Regions from separate parts of the Homo sapiens genome. Here region 2 is linked to region 1. Evidence: chromatin loops called from intact Hi-C (ENCODE). Cell type or tissue: CD4-positive, alpha-beta T cell. All regions are shown on one strand.

Evidence for each region. Peaks named below come from ENCODE experiments on the same cell type or tissue, not always from the same donor. Only the 100,000 strongest peaks of a DNase experiment are listed, where the experiment ranks them.
Region 2: it touches region 1 in a loop (11-fold over the local background); 13 of 110 quality-filtered maps call a loop at or near these places.

What each region holds. Positions count from the first base shown.
Region 1 is chr6:31,136,166-31,138,665 of GRCh38, reverse strand. It overlaps PSORS1C1 (psoriasis susceptibility 1 candidate 1), which reads right to left. Exons shown (of 6, transcript NM_014068.3): 4 at 207-236; 5 at 1-10. It overlaps PSORS1C2 (psoriasis susceptibility 1 candidate 2), which reads left to right. Exons shown (of 2, transcript NM_014069.3): 2 at 360-1,132. The coding sequence ends at 715. Among named protein-coding and RNA genes, the nearest start is that of PSORS1C2, 1.6 kb to the left of the region's middle. RefSeq lists an enhancer at 100-1,080. In CD4-positive, alpha-beta T cell, CTCF peaks have their summits at 882 and 1,084 (motif pointing left); DNase peaks (open chromatin) are centred at 605 and 1,025; H3K4me3 peaks cover 400 bases.
Region 2 is chr6:31,387,682-31,390,181 of GRCh38, reverse strand. LOC124901300 (a long non-coding RNA gene) reads right to left here. Exons shown (of 3, transcript XR_007059542.1): 3 at 2,324-2,408. Among named protein-coding and RNA genes, the nearest start is that of MICA-AS1, 12 kb to the left of the region's middle. In CD4-positive, alpha-beta T cell, no CTCF peak of the experiment used is centred here; no DNase peak of the experiment used is centred here.

The DNA.
Region 1 (2,500 bases):
GTCTGTGTGCCTGGGGGCCAAGGTGTAACCCACTTTGGGTTGCAGGTTGGCCTGAGGACAAAGCTAGTGGGGTACCCCAACCAGGGGTGGATGGAGCTTATTTGGAGAAGTCTGGTCAGTTTAAAGTGGGTCAAGTGAACGGTTCAGATCCATCGGGGGTAGGGGTTCATGACATTTTACCATCAGTTAAGTATTTACAAACCTACCGAGAGCTCTTTGAGAGTGACTTTTTTGGTCTGTTTGTGGGTCAGTTCAGGCTGCGTCCATCCAGACAGGCTCCTCCTCCTGGGGCTGGGGCTGGGTGGGGCTGGGGAGAGAAGCCCTCACCACCTCTTACCTTTCTCCTTCCTCCTTTACAGGCATCTCAGGCAGCGAGGGCCACCCCTCTCACCCACCCGCAGAGGACCGAGAGGAGGCAGGCTCCCCAACATTGCCTCAGGGCCCCCCAGTCCCCGGTGACCCTTGGCCAGGGGCACCCCCTCTCTTTGAAGATCCTCCGCCTACCCGCCCCAGTCGTCCCTGGAGAGACCTGCCTGAAACTGGAGTCTGGCTCCCTGAACCGCCTAGAACGGATCCTCCTCAACCTCCCCGGCCTGACGACCCTTGGCCGGCAGGACCCCAGCCCCCAGAAAACCCCTGGCCTCCTGCCCCTGAGGTGGACAACCGACCTCAGGAGGAGCCAGACCTAGACCCACCCCGGGAAGAGTACAGATAATGGAGTCCCCTCAGCCGTTCTGTTCCCAGGCATCTCCAGGCACCCACGCCCTCTCCACCCTCTGATTCCCCGTGAATTCTTCCCAATTTAGCCTGTCTCCTTAAACCTCTTCCTCATTCCCTCGGTTTTATTCTGAACCCGTAAGGTGGTGTTCTCAATATTTCCTGTCCCCTCCTGAGATCCATACTTAGTCCTCACATCGCCCGTTTTTTCCTCTGACAGCCTAAGCCTACTCTCCTACCTCGCCTCCAGGCCTCGGCCGCACCTACCTCCCACCCGGTCTTCCTGCCCGCGCGATCGCTGGGGCAGGGCTATGGTACTGTGTTCCCTTCTGCCACCTGGTGGCCGGCGGCAGGAACTATCAGTAGACAGCTGCTGCTTCCATGAAACGGAAAAATAAAAATCATGTTTTCTTAATTCTGAATCTAGGCTGCTGCTTTAACTAACACTTAGGGTCTTTTTTATTTATTTTTATTTATTTGTTTTTTTCTTTTTTTGAGACGAAGTCTCGCTCTGTCGCCCAGGCTGGAGTACAGTGGCACGATCTCGGCTCACTGCAAGCTCCGCCTCCCGGGTTCACGCTATTCTGCCTCAGCCTCCCGAGTAGCTGGGACTACAGGCGCCCGCCACCACGCCAGGCTAATTTTTTGTATTTTTTAGTAGAGGCGGGGTTTCACCGTGTTAGCCAGAGTGGTCTCGATCTCCTGACCTCGTGATCTGCCCGCCTGGGCCTCCCAAAGTGCTGGGATTACACGCGTGAGCCACAGCGCCCGGCCTCTTTCTTCTTTTTCTTTCTTTTTTTTTTAGACGGAGTCTCACTCTATGCCCAGGCTGGAGTGCAATGGCACGATCTCGGCTCACTGCAACCTCCGCCTCCCGGGTTCAAGCCATTCTCCTGCCTCAGCCTTCTGAGTAGCTGGGATTACAGGTGCGCACCACCATGCCCGGCTAATTTTTGTATTTTAGTAGAGATGGGGTTTCACCATGTTGGCCAGGCTGGTCTCGAACTCCTGACATCGTGATCTGCCCACCTCGGCCTCCCAAAGGGCTGGGATTACAGGCGTGAGCCACCGTGCCCGGCCAACACTTATGTTTTTGACTATTAGGATGCCCTCTTCACAGTCCTAAACTTACGGAGACCTGGAAGTAACTTGAGTTCCTATCTTGCCCATGTCCAGCATGTAAGGCTCTGGGGCTTAGCAGGAGGAGGGTTGGAAATGTCACTATGCAAGTCACAATAACATTCAGGCCCACATTTCTCCCTTTCTGAGAACACTATATTAAAGAATGGGAAGGCAAGTTTCATCTCTGTTTAATGGCCTATGGCTTGGATACCCCTAGTGGTATATGCAAACCTTCCCAGGGGTGTGTCGGCAGGACCAGTTTTAAGGGAATCAGTTTCCAGATTAATATGTGCCCCCCGCTAGAATGAATCTCCTGCTTGTCCTGGGCCTGACCAGAGTGCCCTTCCCAGAGCCGCCAAAGGTCAATAGGAAACAAATCAACCTTTCCCATCTCATTAAGAGATTCATTTTCTTTCTTTTCTTTTTTTTTTTTTTTGAGACGTATTATCTCTCTGTCGCCCAGGCTGGAGTGCAGTGGCACGACAGATATCAGCTCACTGCAACCTTCGCCTCCTGGATTCAAGTGATTCTCCTGCCTCAACCTCCCGAGTAGCTGGGATTACAGGTGTGTGCCACCACACCCAGATAAGTTTTCTATTTTTAGTAGAGATGGGATTTTGCCATGTTGGCCAGGCTGGTCTCGAATTCCTGATCTCATGGG
Region 2 (2,500 bases), 250 kb before region 1:
CTTTGTTTTGTGGTCTAAGTGGGAGCCCCACAGGCACCCAGGGTAGGAGAGCTTTGCTCAGAATCCAGGAAGTGAACATCTTTCCCTGGGCCAGGCCAAGAATGAGACTAAGCTGATTGAGGAGCCTGGTGCCTCCTGGCAAGAAAGGGTGTCTGACACCTGACTATCCAGAAGTCACAGCTACTCAATATTGAGACTTGAAACAGAGAGAGAGACAGAGAGAGAGAGAGAGACAGAGAGAGAGAGAGAGACAGAGAGAGAGAGAGAGACAGAGAGAGAGAGAGAGAGAGAGAGAGAGATCTGATTTGAAAAGCAGAATTCTGCTGGGGGCTTGTTAAATGCAGAGTTTCTGATACAGTAGGTCCAGGCCAGGCCCTGAAGATTGCATATCTAAGTTCCCAGGTGATGCCAATGCTGCTTCCCCCAGGACCACACTTTGAGAACCACCACCCTAAGGCAATCTGTGTTGGTTTCTAATATCAGAAGAGGGCTGGGAGTGGGCTGGGAGGCAGAGGTGTAGGATCAGTGCGACCACACCTGACCCACCCTGGACAGCTCCCCACCCCATTCTTGCAGCATTTTATTTCCTGGGAGTCCTGGGAATGGAAGACACCCAGGAAGGGACCAAATGTGGGGTCACAGGGTGATCCAGAGGCTCGGCTTCATACAGCACCTGGGGCTCCCGCCACTCCACAACTGGCCCCCACACCCTCAGTCTTCCCACCCCTCACGACACTGACCTCCAGACCTTCCTCGACTAATCTCAGCAGGTTGGGCCTGGGATGTGACACTAGGAGCTCTGAGTGTACCTTCTGATCCAAAGATAGGGTGACCGCGTATGACAAGTACTCAGATGGGCCATTAATAGGACCTTGAACATTTGGCAAATGGCTTCAGTCACGTGTGCTTGAGAATTCCAGTGTTTTCTAGATATGGCATCCATGAGCCCACACAAACACTGGAGGGCGTCGTGAGCATACTGAAACCCATAACTGCTGCACTGGATCCCCTAGAATCCCTTTCCCACTTAGACCAAGATTTGAACAAAATTTCCTTCACCAAACAAACTGCATTTAATTAATCATGCTGTTATTTTACCTTGTAATGGAAAAAAGACAGATGTAAAGAAAGATCATGCAATTAAAAAGAAAACAACGTACTGAATTAAAATGGCGGTAAACCTCCTTGTTAAAGGAATAACATAATATTTAGAAAATTTTTAAATTTTATTTCGATAAAGGTTAAAAAATTCCATTAGTTTTTAAAAAGTTTTTCATTTTGAATTTTTTGGGGGTTTGTTTGGTCTCCTTAGGAATTATCTTTTATTTCTTGATATAGTTCAAAATTCAAAATTCAAAATGTTCAAAAGGTAAAATGTCTCTCTCTTACCCTGTCTCATCCCCAACAGGCAACCAAGGATATTAACTTCTTGCTTATTCTTCCAAATATATTTTATGCATATGCAAGCAAATATAAATGTGTACATATATATCCTTTGTCCCTTTTCACACAAATTTTAGCAGACTCTATATGTTATTCTACACCTTGCTTTATTTCTTCATGAGGGAATATCAAGAGTTTTCTATGTCTTTCTTCTTTTGTGTTAAATGTTTGTAGACTCTGCCGTGTAGCTATGCAGTGCTTGTTTGGGTTTTCTTAAGAAGGGAGGCCTCCTTATGTTACCCAGAGTGGAGTAGAGTGTATTCACAGGTGAATGCTACTGTGCCCAGCTTGCAATGCTTTTTTAACCAGTCCCCTAGTGACAGACATTTGGATTATTTTTTCTTTTATCTGTCATTTTCTTTCTTCTTTTCTTTTTGCTTTTACAAACAGGGTTGCAACATATAATTCTGAATACAGTCATTTTTCAGGAATGCAGGTGTGTTTTGGACACATTTCTAGAAGTGGGACTACTGGGTGTATGCATTTTTAATTTGGACAGAAATAGCCATACTGCCTTTCCTGAAAACATTTCCAGTTTGCAGGCCCATCTGCAGTATATCAGAGTACCTGTTTTGGTACCATTATTTTTTTGATTATAGAAATATGTAGAGATATATATTTGGGAGCCATCTGTGTCTAGATGATATTTAAAATCCTGAGAGTGGAGGACACCGGAGTGATTAGGAAGGTAGTAACACCCCAGAGTGCTCCAGCATCTACAGCAAAAGGAGCCAATGAAGGGGGACTGAGGAGGAGCAGCCAGTTGGGGAGGAAGAGAACTTGACCTGTAAAATGTCAAAGAAGATTTTAAAGCGGGGAGCTGATACAACCTCTTCAGAGAACAATTTGACATCCTATAACACCACATGGTAAAAGCACAGTAATCCCATTCCTACATCCATATCTTGGGGAACTCACACAGGGGACCAGAGAGAGATGACCCAGGATGTTCATTGTGGCAGTGTCTGTAACAGAAACAAGCTAAAGGTCACGGACAGAAGAGATAAATTGTGGGATATTCCTCCCATGAATACTATCCAGAACTGAAAACAAAGTA